Regions from separate parts of the Homo sapiens genome. Here region 2 is linked to region 1. Evidence: chromatin loops called from intact Hi-C (ENCODE). Cell type or tissue: GM12878. All regions are shown on one strand. Links, peaks and the distances in the headings refer to the core of each region. The heading gives the core; the rest is flanking DNA.

What was found. Peaks named below come from ENCODE experiments on the same cell type or tissue, not always from the same donor. Only the 100,000 strongest peaks of a DNase experiment are listed, where the experiment ranks them.
Region 2: it touches region 1 in a loop (5-fold over the local background); 1 of 110 quality-filtered maps calls a loop at or near these places.

The regions. Positions count from the first base shown.
Region 1 is chr14:39,908,863-39,917,130 of GRCh38, forward strand. No RefSeq gene overlaps it. Among named protein-coding and RNA genes, the nearest start is that of FBXO33, 480 kb to the left of the region's middle. RefSeq lists an enhancer at 3,841-3,900. In GM12878, for the core only: no CTCF peak of the experiment used is centred there; a DNase peak (open chromatin) is centred at 3,779.
Region 2 is chr14:39,824,598-39,831,305 of GRCh38, forward strand. The region is part of intron 5 of LOC105370461 (a long non-coding RNA gene); the gene reads left to right. Among named protein-coding and RNA genes, the nearest start is that of FBXO33, 400 kb to the left of the region's middle. In GM12878, for the core only: no CTCF peak of the experiment used is centred there; DNase peaks (open chromatin) are centred at 3,464 and 3,911; H3K27me3 peaks cover 130 bases.

The DNA of each region.
Region 1 (8,268 bases), core at 2,064-6,063:
ACCTTAATGTACATCTAAAGTGAACTGGTGATCATGATTGCTGCAGTTATCTCTATACACTGAGGCTTTTGATCTCCCTCCAGGGCTGTGAACTGAAATGGAGAAATTGCTGCTTAGCATTCATTCATTGGCATTCACTCTTTCACCCAGCTTCTCTTATGTATATGAGTATATAAGTATAAGACAACTGACCAGGGTTAGAATCTGTGAACTGTGAAGATGATTGGATTGAGCAAGAATTCAGGTCTTAGCAAAGAATGATAAATTGAACTAATCAGTCAAGAATGTCCCCAAAAGACTTCCTAAAAATATATGTTCTTTTCTCTTTCTGGAATGTTTTATAGAAGTATTTAGGCCTAACCTTCAGATAATCTCATTAGTTCCTCTTATCAGTCATGCATTCCCTAATAGCAGGGATAACTACCTTACATGGACTTAGGTGTCAGAAACACTTGGGTAAGCTGATGCTACTTATATAGCTTCTCTAAGCCTCATTTTATTTATCTATAACACTGGTATAGTCATTTCTATAGCAGAAAGTTACTTTAAAAATTAAATTAGTTTATGAAGAAAAAGTACTTGGGCACGGTAAGAGCTCAGAAAATGAGCTGATGATAATGAATGGACCTGCATTTAATAGGTGATTACTAATTCATCACTAATATAAACCCAAATAACATATTTATGTATTATTTCTGTGTCTTGATATTTCTTGCCAGGACCCTTTCCTCTGTTATATATGTCTTTACTTTTTTTCTTGAGGTACTTTCATTTAACTATGTTATCTATATCTATATAAATATTAAAATCTTGGTTATGAAATTATCCTTCTCCTAAATTAATTTTATTCACAAAATTTACTGTTCACAAATTTAATTTGTATGCTTGTCTTTCCTTTACTCTGGTTCTTGGTGGGACTTGAGTGGGCAATTTTTTAAATTTTATCTTGGCTTCTCATTGATTAACTGTGCTTATAGCACAAATCCATTTTTTCCTTTTAAAAAATTTCTTTATTACCTTTTGCCTGAATCAAATATTTTCAGGTGTCTTGAATGTCTGTTTTCAGAATATATTTTAAAATTCCCAATACTAAAAAATATTGGCTGCATTTTTATCAACACAAAAATAATGGATGTGACAGTTTGAAAAATCTGCAAAACACAGGAATGTCATTTCCAGAGGACTCTTTTTTTAAAAAAAACAAACAAACAAAAAACTACTCTCCAACCTTCATTTCTGTTCCCTGGAAATGCTGAACTCCTTCCACTCTGGTGAGCCTTCTGTGCTCTCTTGCTTCTGGATCTCCCTGGGCTGTGTCCTCTCTCTTGACTAATTACCCCCTTTTCACCTAATTACCTTCTGCTCTTTCTCACCCTAGCTTCTGCTTCCCAGTCTAAACAGCTTTTCCCAACAACTCACTTCTGGTCCCATTTGCTAATTTCTGTGCCAACTCCTATTACTGTAGCACAGTTAGACCACACAAAATTGTTTAACTGTCCCCTTCTCTGAACTCTGGTGCACTTAAAAGGCATCATTATAGCCCAGTATGTAGCATAGTGCTGGACATATTTCCACATTTCATGAAAACTCTGTTTTTTCTCATGATACACACATGACAAAGGCCAGTAGAATTAAGGGTAGATGATCACGCATCTTCAGCATATTTTGTTTGCTTATGGATTTATTTTTCCTAAAATCCTCAAAACAGCAAGTATCCATCTCCTTTTATTAAAAAATTTTTCCATGTCACTGATATAAAATTTACTTTTTGCTTTCTTTTAAGTACAGCTGGTATGTTTGCTTTCATTGTTTCAGGAGGTAATCTTTTTTTTTCCCCCTCCTGGCTGGTGAAGTTGTATTTCTTACTTTTTCAGCACTTTATTTTAAATCCTAGCCTGCCTTTGGGAGATTTGTCTTGTGTTTCCCTACTGAATGATTTCTTCTGAGCCTGTTGCTATGAGGTGCAGTAATTTGATTTTGAGATTTCAAGGACAGAGTTTCAATTCTAGGCATTGGTTTTAGCAGCATGACCTTAGAGTGCTTTAGTCATTCTTTAATGCCAAGTCTTTTCTCTGTTCTATTTTTGCTGAAGGCATATAGATTTTACAAACATATTGGGCCTTTGAACACAATCATCCCAGCCAGAATTCTCTGGGATGTATTTAAGATGTGTTTATTTTGGATTAATAAAATAGGATTTTCTTTGACTTAAAAATATATTTTCCTGTCACAATTATACTCTCGTTTTCTTTAAACTATATTGATAACTTATTATTATTGATTTTTTCCATCTATATATTTGAATATATTTTTAAAGTTTATCTGGTTTCTTCTTTAATAGGATGTTACATATTCAAAATAATATTGTGATTATTGCCTTCTAAAATCTCAGAACAGTTGAGAAAATGTGCCTAGCAAGAGTAAATCATTATTTAAACTACAGTATTTGGATGACAGAATATTATAATTGATAAGTGAAGAAAATGTATTTGAGGATATTAATTTTTAGTAAAGTACCTGGTATAGGAAGGGTCTCATGAAAGTTTCTTAACTAAATTAATTAAATGGATTTGGCTAGAAACATCACAAATTAGATTAAAAATTGTCCCAAGTATCACAAACTAGATAATGATGATATTGCATGTTAAAGCAGGTAGCTTAGATTGCAGTTAGTAGAAAAGCTCAGCTTTGAATTTTATATAATTTTGTTATGAATGTCATGGAACTGAAAGAAATTGATAAAAATTTCAGTTTCCATGTAGCAGAAAATATCACTAAAATCTTGAAATTTCATGAAGTTATTGTGGACAGTTGTAAATATGATCATAGAACAACAAAGCAAGAGCTAATTTGAAAAAAAATGGAATCAAAATCGAGAGGATAAAATTTCATTTATGACCACAAATGATAATTTAAAGAAAAGTGAGTAGTTTTAATGTTCCAGGTTTCTTCTTTTATGCTTGATATTCTGCCTTGAGATTCTAACTGAGAAGTGAAGTCTTGGTCCTGTGTCCCTCTCTCTTCTCTCCTCTCAGAGAAGCCATCTACTTGGCGGGCTTCAGAGGTTACATCTGAGTTGATGACTTCCTCGCAGGTCTGTAGTGCTAGACTACGAGTTTGGTCCTGTGTCTCCATCCATCAACAGGGTATTTTCTCTTTTAGTATTGTCTTCATATGAAACACAAAATGCTAAAAGCGTTTAAAAATGGCCTTATATGTCTCACTCCAGGTTTCTTCTCCCACTAAACTTGCTCATTTCTGTAAAAGTGTGCTCATTCTGTAAAGTGTGCTGTAAGACTGAAATCTTAAGCTTATTTTTTATTTCTTTCTCCATTATTCTTCATGTTCAATGAATTCATCTAATGGGGACTGTTACTTCTTCCACGGTGTGTTTTTCTCATGGGAAACATCCTTAGTTTTCTGGCAAACTGAGATTACCTTGGGTGTAAATCTCTGTAAATAGTTTTCTAGCAGTTTCAGTGACCCCAGATTATCATTGACACCTTTGATCTTTTTTAACCTTTTGAGGTGGATATTATCCAGATCTTCCAGAATATGTGGTGAGCATCTTTGTTTCAGTCTAGTTATTTGTAACAATTTATATTTCCTCTAATCTTATTGAAATGACCGAAAGTCGTATGTGCACATGCATATGTGTGTACTAAAGTCGCTGTCTGTGCTGTAGCAGAAGTGATTCTGAGAAATATCTGGAAAGTATAGTGAAACCTTGAGTAATTTGTGAAAAGTATAGTGAAGGTAAGCTTGGACTGAGGTAAAGGAAAATACCATAAAAAGTAAATACCTAGGTTTCCACAAGAGTGCAGTGAACCACTGATGTCAGACCAGCAAAGACTGGGAGCAAGGCGTTGATGAAGCAGGCAGCAAATGAAAGACCTGAGGGCTTCCTCAGAGCCCAGCTCATGGTGGTGGGGTTGGTGGACATTCATCCTGAAGCTTCCTCTGGTAGTGAAGGTGGAAAGGCAAGGCTGGGGCTACAGTAATGGGCCAGTAATAAGGTGAATAAAGCAGCTAGTGAGAGGAGGTTCTCCTTCAGCTACCTTCAATCTGCTATAACAAACAGCAGGCTTTCCTTTTCAGTTTATCAACCGTAACTGGGACAGCATGGCCCCATTGAACTGCAAGAGAGGGTAGAAAAACATATCACCTTTTCAGCCTCTGTAGTGATAGTGAGAAAGGGAATGTGTGTTAAACAACTGGCAATGTTTGTCTTTATAGAAATCCAGACTAGAGTAGTAACAGTGAAGGACATTGAAAAATTTGTCCAAGAACTGTCTCCTATAAAAGTGCTCATCTCAGAAAGATTTAGAAGATTAGCGTTCTCCCTATGTTTTAAAAACATGAGATAATTCCAATGTTTAAGTCTTCTAAAATATATAGAATTAATGGGGAATCTTCAGTTTGTTTTATGAGACCTAATAGCAGAAAAATAGAAAACTACATATGAATATAGTTTAGGATGAGATAAAAATTTAAAAATAAAATATTAAGAAATAGAAATTAGCTGTATATTAAAGAAATACTATAATGAGATCAAGTGGAGTTCAGTATAGTGTCATGTGATTCAGTGTTATATTTCTACAAAAATTTTCTACAAAAATTTGGATGTGCAAACTGAAAGGTAGATTTGAATAAATGTGAGGAATTTTAAAATGCCTAGAATAAACTTAATAAACCTTCTGACATGGTTTTAAATATTCCCTTATGTGGGAGTACTTTAGGAAAAGCAAATGTTTGCTGAGTATTTTCTTTGTGCTAGAAACTTCATAGGCACAATATCATCTAATCCTCTTAAAAATTCTCAAGATAGGCATTATTCTATCTCCTTTTTTTACCGATGAGGAAAGTGAAGCTTAGAGAGGTTAATTAGCCTTACCTTAAGTAACCTTTGTCAGGTCTTAAATTTGATCTTGTCCTTTTTAGAAGCTGCTAAATAAGCTTATTAATGTTTCCTGGGTGCTAGCGGAAGATTTGAGACTCTAGGGTCAGAGACCAAAGACCTTATTACATATGGCACCTGAACATCAATGTATTTGTACTGGTTCCCCTTCAGCTGCAGGCCCCCGGGGGCAATGCAGTGGGTTCAGATGTCTGATCTGCACTCAAGTAGGTTTATATTGCAACTGAGGAATACAGAGATTGGAGAATCTACCACTTTTGTAGCAAGAGTAAGCAAGCCTGTTCTTTGTGAGAGCTGTGGAAAAGAAGACATTCATCTCTTAAAGTTATCAGCTGCATAACAACTCTGAGTAATGGATTGGGTAAAAGAGTAGTCATGGCCTTGCAATCTTGGCATTGTAAGAGATGTGAAAAAAGCTAGAGGTCTGACTACATTGTCTTAATAAGCTTCACCTCTAAATTTACTTACCTCAAGTGTTAGCAATCTTAATTCTTTGACAAGTATCTCATGCTTGTGATAAAAGTGATTTTGGTTTGATAAATTGATTCTTTTGAAATAAAAAAGTTAACAAAGTCTTACTTTTCCTGGATTTATATTCTAATACTTGTATATATTGACTTGTAAAATCAGGAGACGTTTAAAATATTTAGAAAAAGAATTTTGAGATTTCCTTGGTATTTTTAGACCATTAGTCTAAAAGGGACATTTAGGCTTTATTGATGATGATATTGCTCATTTCAAAGAAAACAAAACATTTTGAAGAAAAAGTATAAAATGAATTTAAAATCAATACAGAATTTATACTTTGTGCAGTTTGGATGTGCAAACTCCAAACCAATGGCTATATCATAGTATTTAAGTGGGCATGTGACATGGTTTAGATTTAGCATTTAACCTTTCAGACAGAGAATATATCTATGTCATTAAGTAATATATTCATGAGGCCTTTCCTAATTTCAAGTCCAACAGCTCTTTAGACACAAAGGCCTTTCTATTTTGTCCAAATCAATTTCTGCAGCTTTTAATATTTATTTTTTTAAACCGTCCTCTTCCTTTTAAAAGAAAATGTCAAGCTAACAACTTGGAGAACAGGTATTGCCAAGGGAAAAAAAAGCTGTAGTTTTTGGAAAACTAGACAAAATAGAATTTAGAGCTAAGATTTGCTAATTGGAAGCGTTCATAGAAACAAGAATGTTTTGAAGAATATTTTTCTCAGCATTGTGTGAGAAGCAGCAATTTCTGTCCTGCTGTTGTACTTAGAGCCTGTCGTATGACTTATTTCTTCTTTTCAAATAAGCCACTTTGCTGAGGCAGGAGTTTGCTTATCATTTCTATTCTGTGACTAACATTAGTCCTTTACCTAATTTTCACTTTCTAGGTGCTGGCTCTGGATGGCTCAGGTAACAACTCTAATGTAATTTCTGGATTGCTGTTTGCATTTAATAGGTATTAAATTAAATGTGCAATTGGTCGACTGGAGATAAAAGTATCATTGAGCTTTTGGCAAAAAAGCTTGAAGCATATATTACATTCCAATGGGAGAACCATTAGCTTTAATAACTGAATATGGATTGTTGGCATTTATTATCATTGTCAGAATGCTAATGCTCATTAGATTTTTAATGAGAGGATGGCAATAAAAACATGGCATAGAGTTAAAAATGGATATTAATTAGGGTATTAAAATGTCCTTATTTATGTAGTTGTGAAGAGGAAAGTTGGTAATTGAAGAAACACTTTGATAGTAGAAACATTTCCTCACTTCATTCCTTTTCTCTCCTACCTCTGTTATTAAACTATTATATAAATAGAGAAATAGAAAAAAAGGTAACAATATAACCACTTAAGGGAAATCTTTCAGACAAGTCCCTTGTGATAGGTATTTTTATGATGCCAGACAAATACAGATTTTAGCTATGGATGAACAGAACTATAATAAAGCACCATGTAATTTTATAAGTGAGAAAACATATAGATTATTGGTGCTTCTAAAGAGGCTTTATGGCATAAATTTAGAGTAGTTAAATAATAATAAATAACAAAGTTGCTGGGATTTAAAAATTCTGTCTTCACTACTCACTGGCCATTTTACTAAAACTCTGAACTTAAACTTTCTTATCAGTAAAATGAGAATGAAAAGTAAATGGAATACTCCATATAAACCTCATTTAGCATATTCCCTAGCACACAGTAGGGAAACACAAGTTATCTGTTATTATTTCTAATCAAGTAAACTAAGAATACGGCATGTTTAAAAACACAGCTTCAATCTAAATCTTTAACTGCTTTTGGCAAGTCTGTTCATTGTGGTGTATTTTGTTAAAGCCTTTAGAGCCCAAACACCCACATTTCATGCATGTCTCTTCAGCATTCCTTTAAATAAATTAAACTCAATGACCTTTATCAAGTGCCATTCCTTAGGGCTTGTGCCAGGTGTATGGATACACATATGAATGAGAAATAGCCTCTGACTTTAAAGAGACAATATTACACTATTAGCAAGTTTAGTACTTTGGATTTTGTTCAGCTTTTACTGGAATCTAGGATTTGTTTGTTTAAATAAAACGTGTCTAATTTATCAGTTACTAATGCCAAGCTATAAAATAAATACGTAAATATTTGTAAATTATATACTCTTACATTTCCTAGAAATGACCCAGTATCATATCTCTTTTCACTTATGGCACATTTCAAGATGACAAATGTACAAATAAAATTAACATGTTTTTATTGTTCATGTAGAATGAAGAATGGGGGAATTTTGAATGCTTACATAGCTATTCCTTGGTGAACACCTTTAGCCTAAGCTAAATTTCAGCTGTGGTAAATGTGCAGGTTGGTAGCAGAGCTCCCAGCTGCTCACTAGTATCAGTTTCTCAATCCCAGAACCAAAAGCCAGACAAACCTAGGATTAAGTCTAGTTCTTTTATTTACTCACAGTAGGACATTGGGCATATTACTTAAATCGGGATAGCCTTCGGTTTCTGCATCTGTAAAATGGGGATAATGATAGCCCACAAAGTATACAAAAATTACTATGTGCCAAGACTGTACTTAGCACAGTACAAGACTATTTAGAAGAATATTTACTTAGCACAGTACAGCCCTGGCACATAGTACTTTTTATACATAGTCTTATCAAACTCCTACACCCACTGTACTTAGCATAGTCCTGGCACATAGTAAGTGCTATGAAAATTCATTTTTTTAAAATTATTCCCTTTTTGGTCTTTTTTAATGTGACAAGAAAAGTTTCAGTGATTGAAGGGTCCTTCTCAGATATAATTTGTCTTTAATTCCTCACCCTTAAGACCAATTTAGAGGACCTCAAAGTAAATGGCATTGTAGTA
Region 2 (6,708 bases), core at 1,140-5,139, 85 kb before region 1:
TGGATAATATCCTGAAGAGTGTTTTCTAACTTGGTTCCATTCTTCCTGTCACTTTCAGGTACACCAATCAAATGTAGTTTGGTCTTTTCACATAGTCCCATATTTCTTGGAGGCATTGTTTGTTTCTTTTTACTTTTTTCTCTAAACTTGTCTTCTTGCTTTTTTTTTTCATTAATTTGATCTTCAATCACTGATACCCTTTCTTCCTCTTGATCAAATCGGCTACTGAAGCTTGTGCATGCATCATGAAGTTTTCGTGCCATGGTTTTCAGCTCCATCAGGTCATTTAATGTCTTCTCTACACTGTTTATTCTAATTAGCCATTTGTCTAACCTTTTTTGAAGGTTTTTAGCTTCCTCGCGATGGGTTAGAACATGCTCCTTTAGCTTGGAGAAGTTTGTTATTACTGACCTTCTGAAGCCTACTTCTGTCAACTCGTCAAAGTCATTCTCCATCCAGCTTTGTTCCATAGCTGGCGAGGAGCTGCAATCCTTTGGAGGAGAAGAGGCACTCTGGTTTTTAGAATTTTCAGCTTTTCTGCTCTGGTTTCTCCCCATCTTTGTGGTTTTTATCTACCTTTGGTCTTTGAAGTTGGTGACCTACAGATGGGGTTTTGGTGTAGATGTCCTTTTTGTTGATGTTGATGCTATTCCTTTCTGTGTGTTAGTCTTCCTTCTAACAGTCAGGTCCCTCGGTTGCAAGTCTGTTGGAGTCTGCTAGAGGTCTACTCCAGAAGCTGTTTGCCTGGGTATCACCAGCGTAGATTACAGAACAGCAAATATTGCTGCCTGATCCTTCTTCTGGAAACTTTGTCCTAGAGGGGCACCCACCAACAGAGGTGTCTGTTGGACCCTACTGGGAGGTGTCTCCCAGTTAGGCTACATGGGGGTCTGGCACCTGCTTGAGGAGGCAGTCTGTTTGTTCTCAGAGCTCAAATGCCATGCTGTGATAACCATTGCTCTATTCAAAGTTGTCAGACAGGGATGTTTAACTCTGCAGAAGTTTCTGCTGCCTTTTGTTCAGCTATGCTGTGCCCACAGAGGTGGATTCTATAGAGGCAGTAGGCCTTGCTGAGCTGCAGTGGGCTCCGCCCAGTTCGAGCTTCCCAGCAGCTTTGTTTACCTACTCAAGCCTCAGCAATGGCGGATGCCCCTGCCCCAGCCAGGTTGCAGCCTCGCAGGTGGATCTCACACTGCTGTGCTGGCAGTGAGCAAGGCTCCATGGGTGTGGGACCCGCTAAGCCAGGCACGGTGGAGAATCTCCTGGTCTACCAGTTGCTAAGACCATGGGAAAAACACAGTATTTGAGTGGAAGTGTCCCAGTACAGTCTGTCACGGCTTCCCTTGGCTAGGAAAGGGAAATCCCTTGACCCCTTGCACTTCCCAGGTGAGGTGATGCCCCGCCCTGCTTTGTCTCGCCCTCCGTGGGCTGCACCCACTGTCCAGTCACTCCTAATGAGATGAACCATGTACCTCAGTTGGAAATATAGAAATCACCCGTCTTCTGCATCGATCACACTGGGAGCTCCAGACCAGAGCTGTTCCCATTTGGCCATCTTGGAACGGAAATGGTGTTTACGTGGTTTTCATTGAATGTAATTATCAATATGATTGAATTTAGATATATCATTTAAATATGTTTTTTTGTTTGTCCACTTTGATTTTCCTCTGTTCCATTTTCCTGCCTTCTTTTGGATTGTTTAAATTTTTTTACTATACCATTTTCATATATATATACACACACACACGTATATATGTGTATGTGTGTATGTATATGTATGCATATATGTATATATGTGTATATATGTATATATGTGTATATATTTGTGTGTACATATGTATATATGTGTGTATATATGTATATATGTGTATATGTGTGTGTGTATATATATGTATACTTGCTTTTTGGATATACTGCTTTATAAGTTGTACTAGGGAATAAGATATATACAAGTAATCTTTCATAGTCTGTATAGAGTTAATATTTTATCACTTAAATAAAATGTAGAAGCCTTGCAACCATACAATAGGCCCCTTTACCTTTCCTTCTATGTGTTAGAGTTGTCATACATGTTATATCTACATACATTGAAAATCCCAGAAAATGTTATATTTTGTTTTCATGAATTTTTTATTGTAGTAATATTTTGAATGTTACATTCTGTATTTCTTAGTCCTCCAGATAATGCTGACTTTTTTTCCTCTTAAATTTTTGTAGGCAATCAATCTACAACCATCAGTTCAGACCATCAGTTTTATCCCACCTTCTGTGGGTAGGGTTTCCAATGTCAATTCAGTTTTCAAAGGCTTCACTTGGCTATTTTGACTAAGTTTTGTGCATGCGCCTCTCAGGGCTTATTTTGGCAAATGGAATGTGTATTATACTGTAGTTCGCTTTTCATAACCTTTGCTATGTTAATTTGGGTTTGTGTTGTGCATGCAGCAGGTGAGCCTGGAACTTGTTCTGAATCATAGACAGAATTAGAAAATTCCCATCTCCAACTCTGTACAGAAATCCCTCCCACACTCCTTGGCTTCTAAGATTCCCTTTCCTTGGTTCTCTTGCCAGAAAGACAAGACTTCTCTTTGGGATTTGTGCTGCCTGTGCCTATTGCATAGTTCCACAAAAGGGGCCACTCTCAGGTCAAAGCTAGGAGAGAAAAGATGATACATTAGTTTGCAAGGGTTATCATAGCAAAGTACTATAAAGTGAGTAGCTTAAACAATAAAAATGTATTGTCTCACAGTTCTAGAAGCTAGGAATCCGAGATCAATTACTGGCTATTCTCCTTTGATGGCGGTGGGGAAAGATTTGTTCCAGGCCCCTCTTCTAGCTTCTGGTAGCTCCTTGATTGTGGCAGCATAACTTCGATCTTCACATAGTGTTCCTTCAGTGACCATGTCTGCTTTTGTATACAAATTTTCTCTTTTTATAAGGTGACCAGTCATATTGGATTAGGGGCCACCCTAATCACCTTGTTTTAATTTGATTACCTCTGTAAGTAAAGGCCTTATCTCCAAATAACATCACATGATGAGGTGGCACAGGGAGTTAGGACCCCAACATATTTTTGTGGGGATATAGTTCAATCCAAAGCCTATAGGGGAGTGAAGGGAGACAGGTTGCTCAGCACTACACTAGTCACTTCTTCAAGTTTTAACTACTTTTTTCAATCTACCTACTATGATTTACTTTTCAGAATTCTCATGTAGTTGCCTCATATATTTTGACTGCAGATTTTATCTGTAATCAGTGGGAGAGAGACGCTTTAGTGGGTTTACTTCGTTTTGGTCAACACTGGAAGATGTAGTTTTTAAAAATAAGTAAAATCCTTTAGTTTTAGGGTCATACTAGTACATCTGAGGTTCAAGTAGATGTGTTGGCTGGAATGAGGATCAGAGTTGAAATGAGCAATAGGCTGAGAAAGTCTATTAGAAGGGAAATTTTGAGTCCAATATGCAGGACACTAGCCTGGGGTAGAGGTGAAGTTTATTTCAGTCTTGAAACATTTATGACTCAGAACTACTTAGTTTCATACTCTAATTCTCTTTCAGTTCTACCACTCTCGATTGCTTAGGGGTAAAAATTTGTTAGTGGGATTAGGACTAGAAAAATCTAAGTTGAATATTATTTCAAATGGTTGCTAGTTATAATAAAGCCCAGTTCTGTTTATCATATATTCAGGTATTGCTTTCTGGGATTACAAAGATATATTGGATATAGTTCCTGAGATTAAGGTGTCTCAGTCTAGTCAGGGAGTCAGAAATGTGGATAAATGCTGTATTGATATGCTAAATGTACTGACAGAGAGAAATAAAATGGTACACAGGATGAAGGGGGATGGTAGGAGAAGAGTAATACCTATACCAAGATGTGAAGAAAATGATCTCACTGTGTGGGGAAAATACTGGAGAGTGCAGAAGGGCTATGAGGCAAAAACAGTCTCTGCCATGCGAGCAGAGCTACAATGCAAATGGGCTTATGAGTTTGAAAGGTTCTCTGGTGTACATTTCTTCAAAATATTGTTTATTGAAAAGTATTATGTATTGGTGCCCTAAGATTTTATGCTATTTGATGATCAAGACAGAGACGACCAGCAGCCTAAAGAGAAAACTCTTAGTTGAAGGAAATATATTTTAGGCAAAACATTTCCTACTCTTTTTGAAACTCTTTTAAGGATTGATCTGAGAACTATCACACAGGATACAAATATAGAAAGATCTCAGGAGAATGAACTTTTATCTCCACAGGCATATTTTTATTTCTTTGGTTCATTAAGTTCAATAATCCAGAATGGCTCATTCAGAGTTTGGTCTACTCATAATCAGGGAAGAGGAATTAATTTATAATGCCACCCAAAGTCAGGTTGTATCATCAAGTCTTTTACTGGAAATCTTATTTTGTTTTGAAGTTAATTGGGAATAGTGTTGGATGAGGCAGTGAAAAAAGAATTAATTTCAGTTTCTGTGAAAGCTGGTACTCAGGACTTATGCAAACCATACAGGGCAAAATCTATCCAGCTCTCTCTTGCCAATTATCAGCTGATATAACTGTGGTGATAACTATAAAGTAAACCTTGTTTGGTACTATTTTGCTCGGTATATTTTAGAGCCTTTAATAATCTAGTATTTCTTTAATAATTCTAATATTTTTGAGTATGAGATATAGCATTGTTTAACAAATATATTTTACCACCCTGAAGTCTGCTTTGCTTCTTTTGTAGTTTATCCATTGTCTCTCAAAACTGGATGTTTTTATTTTTTGCAAAGTGAATTTCCAAAAATACTGCCTTAGTTCAAAAAGAATAGAACACTGAAGAATGTCACCTTTAACTCCTTATTGTATTACCATTGATTTTTCCTGTTTGTGGTGAGGAATATTTATTTTATTCTAGTCAAAATCTAGGACCTTAAATTGCCATTTGGATATTGAATCGATTGTCTACTTTAGTCTTTAGCTCTAAAGAATATCTTGAACTACTTTTTACTACATAGCTCTAAGAGCCAGGGAAAATGAACACACCCAAGAATTATAGGGATATAAATATAGTCTCTCATAAGTTATTCCTTTTTGAAAGCAAAATAAATTGAGAACTATAAACTTCTTGTTAGCAGATGTGAACTGAGAGACTCTGCTAACTTGTTTTACTGCCAAACTCATAACTATATATATCAAGACTGACAATATTTGCAAAGACATTTATTACTTAGATTTTCTTAGCAGGAATTAAAAATTCACCTATATAGTAAATTACTCCCTCTTTGACTGATAAAATAATTTATTCTATAATAAGAGATGTTTATCAAACCTAGCTAGATCATAAATTACAGATTTTGATCAAAGTATCAAATTGCTCTGTGTTGATAACCTAAGTGGCCATTAATAGTGACAATGCTATTAAGCTATTTAATATAGAAACTTTAACATACTGAGAGGTAAATCTCATATTTATCAACATTACTTAAATGAATTCCTAGTGACCTTGCTTATGTGCTCAAAAATCCCAAGTCCACATTTTTTCAGTTACTTTGATAACTCTTTTGAAATTGTCATGCTTATGTTACATACTCCTAAATTTTAAATGCTGGAGTTATAAAAGGAGCACTGATTCTGAAAGTGTATTTATCAGCTATAATAGAACTAAAAGATGACAGATAGTAGGGTAAAGAATGCAAAATCTTTCCTAGAATTAAATGGTGTTGGTGACATAGGGAAAAAACCCAGTCATAATAGAGACAATAATTAACACATAGTGGAAGAAAGCTTTTCTCAGCCCAAACAACAAAAACTGAATAAAACAAATTTGACTTACATAGTGGAACTGCTTATTAAATTTTAGGCAAAATCTAGGTTATTTATACTTAGTAGTATAATAGCAAAATATTTAAATTACAAAATTATGGAGACAATTTTACTATCATAGAAAAACTGTGGGCCAAGAAACAAGAATCTGATTGGCTTCACTGTAACAGCATACTCAATCACACAAGGGCTCAAAAAGTAAAATATCTAAGTAAAATAAATCCTCATTAATGTTGTTGATAGGTTCTTGAAAACTGCAACTTTAGGCAAAACGACATTAACGAAGCCAATTTTACCTTAGGCGAATTGATATAAACAAGAATTAAGTTCCTGCAGCATATTTCTAGTCACAAAAAATCACCACACTTCTAAATAAAGACCCAACAGAATTCTAAATGAAACAGTGCAATAAATGTGAGCTTTTATTTAAGAAATACAATTTAAGAAAGATCTTAATACATTTAAGAAAGATCTTACACATTTAAGAAAGATCTTAATGCATTTAAGAAAGATCTTAATACATTTAAGAAAGATCTTATTACATTAACATTAAGAATGTTAATACATTCTTAAATGTATTAACAAAGATCTTAATACATTTAAGAAGGATCTTAAATACATTTAAGAAAGATCAATAAAACCGAGTGAGATAATTACCCATTTTTTGGTGAATCAGTGAGTGACAGTGGTCATAGTTGTGGTGGATTAAATCAAGGAATAAATGTTTGCAAAGTGAGATGGTAAGGGGCACCTAGCACCTCTCAGTTCAAATAATAACAGACATGGAGGGCTCACTGAGTGCTTTTGTACTGCTTTGTTTATTGTCATGCATTTATATTATTATCAGAAACTTTATGAATTTTTATTTTACAATAATTTATATTCATTCATTTATTTTCCAACCTA